2 separate regions of the Homo sapiens genome follow, and region 1 is linked to region 2. A link is an interaction called in ENCODE POLR2A ChIA-PET data of the cell type or tissue named here. Cell type or tissue: IMR-90. All regions are shown on one strand.

Evidence for each region. ChIA-PET counts read pairs that join two places held together with the same protein. Peaks named below come from ENCODE experiments on the same cell type or tissue, not always from the same donor. Only the 100,000 strongest peaks of a DNase experiment are listed, where the experiment ranks them.
Region 1: POLR2A ChIA-PET joins it to region 2 with 13 read pairs; 5 of 35 experiments call an interaction of 5 or more read pairs at or near these places.

What each region holds. Positions count from the first base shown.
Region 1 is chr3:42,042,602-42,047,601 of GRCh38, reverse strand. It overlaps a transcript of TRAK1 not described here. Among named protein-coding and RNA genes, the nearest start is that of TRAK1, 46 kb to the left of the region's middle. RefSeq lists enhancers at 3,951-4,245, 4,472-4,741. In IMR-90, no CTCF peak of the experiment used is centred here; a DNase peak (open chromatin) is centred at 2,381; H3K27ac peaks cover 643 bases.
Region 2 is chr3:41,944,607-41,949,606 of GRCh38, reverse strand. All of the region lies in intron 2 of ULK4 (unc-51 like kinase 4), which reads left to right. Among named protein-coding and RNA genes, the nearest start is that of ULK4, 15 kb to the left of the region's middle. In IMR-90, no CTCF peak of the experiment used is centred here; no DNase peak of the experiment used is centred here.

The DNA of each region.
Region 1 (5,000 bases), 98 kb before region 2:
AATTAATGCCAAACCTAGAAGTGTGGGACAGAAATTAGAAAAAGTAAATCTTAAGTCCACTTTTCTACTTTTCAGATCTGCTAAAGGATCAGCTTTTATGGCCAGATGTGGTGGCTTACGCCTGTAATCCCAACACTGGGAGGCTAAGGCAGGAATGTGGCTTAAAGTCAGGAGTTCAAGACCAGCCTGGGAAACAAAGCAAGACCCCATCTCTACAAAAAGTTAAAAAAAAAAAAAAATCACCCGGGCACAGTGGTGTGTACCTGTAGTCCCAGCTTCTTGGAAGGCTGAGGTGGGAGGATCACTTGAGCCCAGGAGTTCAAGGCTGCAGTGAGCTATGATCATGCCACTACAATCCAGCCTGGGCGACAGATTTAAAAAAAAAAAAAAAAAAAAAAAAAGATCAGTTTTTGTGAGAGTATTTATACTCCCCTTGTCTCCATTAAACATATGAAGACAATTCAGGTACACAATAACTATGCATTTTTAGAACAGCTTTTCCTTTTAAAAAGTACAAGCTAATACCTTGGCCATGTTTAACTTAAAGAATGAATTTAAATAGTAAGTATTAAAATGTTATCCTAAATTAGATAAATCTATGAGTATCTTCCATTCTAATCAGTTTCCATAACCCCTTAAAAACTAAATGAAATTGAGGCCATCCTAATTTAAAAAATAATAATTTCAGGGCACTCAGGAAATAAATACCAAAGCTCATGAAATCCAGAATCAATAACCAAAAAGCACGCACATATTGAAAAGGAAGAGAAAACTACTCAATTAGCACCATTAGTGCTTAGGGGTTTATGATGGGGAATTAGTCTTAGGGGGAAAAATTTACATTTCTTCCACCCAAAGCAAGTACTATAAATTCTAGCAGACACTGTGCCTTCTAGTCTACATCAGACTTGACAATGGTAAACATAGTGATTAATCTTCTCCCTTCAGAAGGGCTCCAAGCATTCTGTAGACATCCTCTTAATTCCATCTTCCCAGCAGTGGGGATACTAAAGTCAGAGGAACTCTAGGCACCAGCTCATTTATCCTCTGGCTTGTTAGATGAGCCAATAAATCCCTCCAGAAGGGAAGCCCAGGCAGCCAGGCGAGATGGCCAAAGGGCCATCGAAACCCTCATTCCTCTAACTCTACCCTGCCGTAGAGACGTGGCCCCTATTCCCAACCTTCCCAGGTTATGGCCTCCTAAGGGTCTCTTAGGAGTTCCTGAACGGTGTAAAAATTATGTGTGGTCTTTTTTTTTTTTTTAAATGTTCTCTACAGAAGATTTAAATCAACAAAAAGATATAAAATTGCAAAGGTTGCTCAGTCAAAACCATGATTATCAAGGAAGCAAAGCTTCTGGTTCCAAATTTGGTAATCTGCTACCCATGTTAAGTTTCCAGTTTTTATCTGGTTGCCCTTCAGTTTAGGGACCACTGGCCCAGAACACACATTACTGGCTTAGATACCGGCCTGACATAGGAAAGAGAGTGGTAGGGTGAAGAGAGTCATTCTCTGCAGGCTCAGAGATGTGTAGGCACAAGGACTCCCGCTATGTAATATACTGAATTGCTCAATTATCCAAAGTCCACATAAGCAAAAAGCTCAAATAAACAGATTTTTCAAACTGTCTGTATATGCTAATAGGCAATTATAGCAATGGCCCTGGAATATAGGCCTGATTCAGAACTCAGTAACTCTGAATAAAGCACATTATAAAGTGTTTCAATTTACTAAACACAGCAGCCTGATATCTAACCATCCCAGGTAAAAGAGTCTTGGCTAAGGGTGGTAGCCAGATGGCACTGCCTCAGAATCACAGAATAACTGCTGGTGGGGATAAGAGCTGGACTCCCCAGTCTGGGTCCTGGATCCCAACCACAGGTGTAAATTCAAGTCCAGCAAATGCCCCCTACTCCCATCTCTCCAAAGTCTGTACAAGGTGTACTCAGCAGCCAGAGCTTACGCATTAGCATTAGGCAAAGGGTGTTTTCCCACCACCTAGGATCGGATCCATGCTGACCCACCACCTCACAGAGAACAATGGGTTTATGTTTTTTGGGGTTTTTTGAGGCTGAGTCTTGCTCTGTCGCCCAAGCTAGAGTGTAGTGGCATGATCTGGGCTCACTGCAACCTCTGCCTCCTGGGTTCAAGAGATTCTCCTGCCTCAGCCTCCCTAGTAGCTGGGATTACAGGCACGCGCCACTATGCCTGGCTAATTTTTGTACTTTTAGTAGAGATGGGGTTTCGTCATGTTGGCCAGGCTGGTCTCAAACTCCTGACCTCAGGTGATCTGCCCACCTCAGCCTCCCAAAGTGCTGGGATTATAGGCGTGAGTCACCATGCCCGGCCTGGGTTTATGGTTTAAATGAGTAATAATGTGATTCCTCCTTCAAAATTTTTACCCTCAAATAGTTCCCACAGTAGGTTTCCTTTAACAGAAGCATGAGTCCAGCTTCTAAATACAGTTAAAACAAACAAACAAAAAATACATGTTTGTAGAGAAGTAATGCACTATGAAATGCATCCTCAGGAGCATACATTTATGGTAACAATAGATTTCTCCTTTGAAAAATTTTAATCACCACATTTCAAAATTGCCACATCCAATTTCCTGATTAGGAAAAAAAACAAATCTTTAAAAAAACACACAAGCATCAGCTGGCAAAGTTTTTATTTTCTTAAGCACATTGGTTTTGTAGCTCTAGCTTCCAAAACTAAGGTAACATAAAAATCCAGAGAAATCGTGTAATTGAAGTAAAAAAAAACAGAGCACAGGAAAGAAAACAGAGAAAATTGGCAGCAGACTCGTGGCTGTTTCAGTGGTTGATCTTTGCCATGAAATCTTCTTAATAACAAATAGAGCATTTATTAATAAGCATTTAACCTGTAGCACCTCCCCTTCTCCCCATGCAGATGGAGGAGGCTCCCACATCGGCTCTACCAGGGAGCTCAAGAAACAGCCACACACAGCTGGCAAGTGGCACAGACAGCCTTGAACTTGAGCCTTCTGGCTCCAGAGCCCAACCTCTGCAAATCCAATTTGTTGACTCTACTTTCTAGGAAAGTTGCCCTCTTAAACAGAGAAAAGTCCTTCCATTTAACACAACCAATATTCAAATGGCCTTCAAGAAAATACAATGGGCTAGGCACAATGGCTCACTTCTGTATTCCCAGCACTTTGGGAGACCGAGGCAAGTGGATCTCTTGAGCTCAGGAGTTCGAGACCAGCCCGGGTAGCACGGTGAAACCCTGTCTCTACCAAGAATACAAAAAATTAGCCAAGTGTGGTGGTGTGCACCTGTGGTTCCAGCTACTAGGGAGGTTGAGGTGGGAGGATTGCCTGAGCCTGACAGGCAGAGGTTGCAGTGAGCTGTGATTGTGCCACTGCACTCCAGCCTGGGCGACAGAGCAAGACCCTGTTTCAAAAAATAAATAAATAAAATGAAAAGCAGATGGGGATGAAAAGGACAGACTGGACACTGAGGCAGAACTGAAAAATTGATTTAAAATTCCAAAATCAGTTTTAAGATCCAAAATCAAACAATCCAGTGCCTTGGGCCACCTGAAAGCTGGGCTTCTGCCCAGGCCCAGGGCCCACCAGCAGATGACAAACACATGAGTTCCCATTTTCAAAATAGTAAACTTGACCACAGAAATAATTTTGTTTTATTTATAATAAATTTTAAAGTAATTTTAAAAAAAAAGGTGGCTTCCTGCCAACTGAAAGGTATAGAAGGCCGTCTGTCAAGTAATCAAGTGCTCTTAAGAGACCAAAGCATGGTCCTCTTTCAAACCTGTGCCCCCTCTGGGGAGTTGGGGTGGCGGGGGGGTGGGGTGGGTCCTGTCATCCTAACAGGCCACTGGGAGAACCGGAAATACCAAGAAACAAAGCCAGGGACTGGCTCAGAAATGGCCAAACGCTGCAGACACAGCCTGCCTGAGACCATGAAAACCAGGATCCCCTTTACTCCCCCCGCCCCCCCCCCAGCTCCATGGAGAAAACAAGACACAGGGTCTGGAGCTGGAAAAACACACTGGCGAAAAGCCAAAGACAACATCCATCAGAAGCTGGAGAGGTCTGCTCACAGGGCTGGGGGTAGGGGTGGAGGGGATGAGGTCAGAGCAGGGACAAAGGATTCCCAAGACAAAAGGAGAGAGGGAGGGCAGGGGTCAGGAGGAGGGGACTAGGAGGAGAAAAGGCAAAGAGACAAGGAGGAGGGAAAGAAGAGGGTGAGGGAAGCAGCAAGAGGGAGTGTGAGTCGGGGAGGGGATAGGAAAGAGAGGAATGCTGGACAAAAAGGAGGAGACGGGTAAGAGGACAAGGGAAGAAAGAACGGGAACGGGCAATGTGAGAGGGAGGAGAAGGAGGGCAAGAGGGGACAGTGACAAGCAGAGACAGACCCATGAGACAGCTGAGTGCCTTGAAATGGTTGCTAAGCTGCTGCCCATAAGCCCACAATAACAAAGCTTAAGCTTGGAGATGTCTGCAGATATACTAATCCTTACCCTTAAAGGGAGAGGAAAGATCAGCAAGAACTCTAAAGTCAGAGTCCCCAGGATCAAACTCCACAGAAGGATCCTTCCCAAAGTATTCTCTACAAAGGAGGCCAACGTCCTTTGGTAATAAGAATCTGAGATCATTCTTTTTTAAAGACGAGATGAGGAGATAAGTATAATTAGCCACACGTCCAGACCATGACAGGTCATGGTCTACTTAAATATTAGAGAATGTAATCAGAGCAGTGAGTACAACAGATGACCCGCCCCAGAGAGAGGAAGAGCTAGTGCACCCTCTACATTAAGAACTGTATTCCATCCTGGAGCATACACTGTGAAGCAATCGTTTTCATGGGTTCACTGAAAAACAATTTGCAAGCAGAAGAAATTTCTACTCAGAAGTCTCTATGTCATTGAAAAAAATAAAAGTTCCAGGCTGGGCGCGGTGGCTCACACCTGTAATCCCAGCACTTTGGGAGGCCAAGGCGGGCAGATCACTTGAG
Region 2 (5,000 bases):
ATAAAAATTAGCCAGGTGTGGTGGTGGGCATCTGTAATCCCAGCTACTTGGGAGGCTGAGGCAGGAGAATCGCATGAACCTGGAAGGCAGAGGTTGCAGTGAGCTGAGATCGTGTAATTGCGCTCCAGCCTGGGCAACAAGAGTGAAATGCTGTCTCAAAAAAAAAAAAAAAAATTCCGCTAATCTTTAAGTGTTGGACCTGGACTTTGTATTTTACTTTGCAAAATTTGTTTTTGTTTTGACAGTTTATTTTATGGAAACTTTACTTTTTGTGTGTGTGTGTGTGTGTGTCTGTGTGTGTGACAGAGTCTCAAAGTCTATCCAGGCAGGAGTTCAGTGGTGTGATCTTGGCACACTGCAACCTTTGCCTCCCAGGTTCAAACGATTCTCCTGCCTCAGCCTCCCGAGTAGCTGCGATTTCAGGTGCCTGCCACCACGCCTGGCTAATTTTTTTGTATTTTTAGTAGAGACGGGGTTTCACCATGTTGGCCAGGCTGGTCTCGAACTCCTGACCTCAGGTGATTTGCCCACCTTGGCCTCCAAAAGTGCTGGGATTACGGGCCTGAACCACCACGCCTGGCCTTAGGGTTTTCTACATATAAAATCAATCACATCATTTGCAAACAGAGTTAATTTTACTTTTTTCCTTTCCAATTTGGATGCCTTTTTTTTTCTTGTGTAATTGCTCTGGCTAGGACTTTTTATACCTTCTTGACTAGAAGTGGAGAAAGCAGACATTCTTGCCTACTTCTTAATGTTAGAGGAAAAGCTTTACTCTTTCACCATTGAGTATGTTGTTTGCTTTGGGTTTTTCATATATGACTTTTATTATGTTGAGATAGTTTCCTTCTATTCCTAGCTTTTGGAGTTTTTTTTTTTTTTTTAAAGGTTGTTGAATTTTGCCAAGTGCATTTTCTGTATTAATTGAGATGATCATGCGTTTTTTTCCCCTTCATAATGTGGTATATTACATTTTCGTATGTTCAACCATCTTTTGTTTTCCAGGAATAAACCCACTTGGTTATCGTGCATAATCCTTTTAATATACTGCTGAATTCAATTTGCTTGCATTTTGTTGACATATCTAGCTTTTACTAAGATAATAAGATATTTAGCATAGTGCCTGACACTTAATAAACACTCTTTCTTTTTTTTGAGACAGAGTCCAGACTCTTTCGTCCAGGCTGGAGTGCAGTGGTGCGATCTTGGCTCACTGCAACCTCTGCCTCCCCTGTTCAAGCGATTCTCCTGCCCCAGCCTCCTGAGTTGCTGGGATTACAGGTGCACATTACCATGCCCAGTGAATCTTTGTATTTTTAGTAGAGATGGGGTTTCACCATGTTGGCCAGGCTGCCCTCAAACTCCTGACCTCAAGTGATCCGCCCACCTCGACCTCCCGAAATGCCGGGATTACAGGTATGAGCCACTGCGCCTGGCTTAAATATTCTTTCATGATGTCTCTTACGTCACAGTCACTAATGGAACAAGAAATACATAGAGAACACATAGATGGAGAGGGAAATACCCAGAACTGGAAGAGAGTTGAGAAGAGGGATGTGGGGTCGGTCACGTGTGGGAAAGAAGGATGAGGGCAGGTTCAGCATGTGCAAGAGTTTTAATGGATATAGAAAGGCCACTGTTTTCTGTTTGCCTTATTCCTGATTTATAGAGCCTGGGGAAGCCTCTCTTTTTTCCAAGATTCATTCACTCACTTCAACACCAAAAGCGTATTGTTGAGTGTCTGCTGTGTTAGAGGGCGAAATGATCCTGTACTTTTGAGCTTATGATCTGGTAAGAAAGGTGAGATAGAGGAATCAAGGCATGTATAAACACTCCATTCAAATGGTTGTCCAAGTCCCTGCTTTTTAGGGGTCTTAGCTCTTGGAAACTCCTGTGTCCCATACCTTGCAGAAGCATTTCTACTCTTTTCCTTTGCAGAAGTTCATCATATGCTACCATTTATTGAGTATATCTAATATGTTCCAGCCAGTGTGCTGGGTGCATTCACTTCTCACAATTGCCTATGATGTCAGTATCATCCTGATCTATAGTTGGTTCAGATCTGTTGGATCATGGTACCAATGCCCCCTCTCCAGTTGAGGAGGCCAGCAGGGTAAGCCGAGAAAATAATTACATGTAAGGAAGAGTTTGACTTCATGGCCTTTTTTCTCCTCTTCTCCATATAGCATTTACCATCATGCTCCCCACTGGCTGTTCTCAGCTGTCGCGTTGACAGTCCTCCTCAGTACTTTCCCTTGCTTTTGACCTTTTCATAACCACACTTTCAGGTGTCATAATTTACCTGTCTCGCTCTGTCGCCCGGGCTGGAGTGCAGTGGCACAGTCTCGGCTCACCGCAAGCTCCGTCTCCTGGGTTCACGCCATTCTCCTGCCTGAGCCTCCCGAGTAGCTGGGACTATGCCCGGCTAATTTTTTGTATTTTTAGTAGAGACGGGGTTTCACCGTTTTAGCCAGGATGGTCTCGATCTCCCGACCTTGTGATCCTCCCGCCTCGGCCTCCCAAAGTGCTGGGATTACAGGCATGAGCCACTGCGCCCAGCCCTCTTGTTCCTTCATTTTAGGACACTGCTGGATAATGTAACAAATTCATTTTCCTTGAAGTATCATCCCCTTCTGTGATCATATTTTGATAGCATTTTGGAGTCCGTCAAAGGCTTAATTCAGGGGGGTGACTAATAGAGATTTTTCAAAGACCACAGTAGGGCCACTGTGGGAGAAATTTTCAGACAAGAAGCTTTGTGATACTTTTTAGGCTTATCAGGATCCAGAACAAATGCCACCCTCTCCTGTAAAACTTAACCCAATTAAATCTCTTGGCCCTTTGACCGCAACATGGAAACCTGATCACAACAGAGAAACTATCTCACCATGAGAATACAACTTGTGACACACACTACAAATGCTGGATATAAGGGTGGATAGCACAACCCCAGGGAAAATTTCACTACGTTGGTAAACTGATGCCTTTCCAAGTAGAACAAGTACTATTGGGAAATGTACTGGATTCCAAGAGAATAAGGAATATTTAGTGCAGGTGTTAGTGTGATTAGGGGATCTTTGGGGTCTTAAGGCACACCCGAGTAGTGTAGTGTGTAGTTCAATGACTTTTAACAAACGTATGCAGTCATGTAATATCCAAATCAAGAAACAGTCTGTCTATTCCTCCAGAAAGTGCCTCCTGCCCTCTCCAGATGTCATCTTCAACACTGCCCCCAGCACTGTTCTTACTTCTATCATTGTAGATTATTTTGCCTGTTCTTGAACCTCAAGTAAATGGGTTCCTATGGTATGTACTTTTTTGTGTCACACTTCTTTTCCTTAAGATGTTTTTGAGATTCACCTGTGTTATTGCAAGTATTGTAGTTATTCCTTTATTACTAAAATGCATTCCATTTTGAGTGAATCTTTTTATTGAAGTAAAATATACATACGGGAGAGTATACAAACCATAATTGTATGCTTAAATTTTCATAAAATAAATACACCCATGTAACCAGCACACAATCAAGAAATAACATGAGCAGTAGTTTAGATGCCCTTCCCGCCCCCTGCCCGTCTCTTTCTTCCCACTCAAGGGTAATCATGATCTTGACTTCTAACTCCACAGATTAATTTTGCTAGTTTTGACTTTCTATGAATGAAGAGTCTGAATACATATTTAAAGTACAGATGATCGTTTTTGGTCATGGATTGGGTATGAGGTGTGAAAGAGAAGTCAATGATTATCCTAGGGTTTTGGCCTACATGACTAAGAAGGATGGTGATAACACTGAGGGAAAAAAGACTAGGAAAAGAATGGATTCGGGCATTTTAATTTTGGGTGCCCACTGGAAGACACTGGGTCTTTGAGTCTGCAGTTTAGGCAGTTCATCAGGGTGGAGATGTAAATTTAAGGAAGACATCTGGAAATGGGCACAAAGTGCTTTCTGGAGGGATGGAAATGCTGTGTATCTTTATATGTCAAATTCATATGTCATCAGCATATAGACATTAGGCCAACGTGAGGGAAGATAGAAGAGGACTGAGGACCTTCATTGCAACATTTAGCAAGTGTAAGGAGAAGGAGGACCCAGCAAAGGAGAGTGAAAGGGAGCATCCAGTGAGAGAGGGGAGCTGGAGAGTGTGGGTAACTGTGAATTGGTTTGCTTATCACCCATTCTGGCATGTTCTCCTGTTCCTCAGGCTCTGGGGAGCTACAAACTGCAATTCCCAGACTCTTTGCAGCCAGAGTTCTAGGTGGGATTGTGATTAAATTAATTAGATGCACTAGAAGGACATTTGGATTCCAAACTGATGTAAGTGGTAAAGGCCCCAAGGCATCCATCCATTTGCCGGCACATCTTGAGGCAGAGGCAGTATGGTTTGGATGTGGTGGCTTCCTACTGGTGGCAGAGGCAGCACTTTGGTGCTGACAGCTGTGATAGCTGTGATGGCAGAGTCTTGATTCCTTAATGTTCTGATGGAGACAGGGGCCAGTGCTCCTCTGGCGGCTCAGTTTTATGGTGTGGTTTTGGGAATTCTTTCCAGAAATTGAGCCTAGATTCTGTTTCAGGAACTTCCCATAATCAATTCTGGAATTATGTAGGCCCCTTAGAAGTCCTTTTGTTAGCCAGAATATATTCTGTTCTCTGTAACTAAAAATATTGGCCAAATCATGGGATGTCATAGAGGTCAAATAACGTCAGTGGTATATGGTGATGAGAGAAACCACTTGTGTGAGATGCTGCTAATAAGGTGAGGACTGAGGATTTGGCAATGGAGAGGCCACTGATAACCTTGAAGAGAGTGGTTTCAGAAAGTGGTGGGGATGAAAGCTGGAACTGAAATATGTTTAAGGGGGAGTGAGCCGGGCTTACTGGCTCATTCCTGTAATCCTGGTGTTTTGGGAGGCTGAGGTGGGAGGATTGCTTGAGGCCAGGAGTTTGAAACCAGCCTGGGCAACATAGCAAGACCCTATCTCTACAAAAATAAATAAGTACA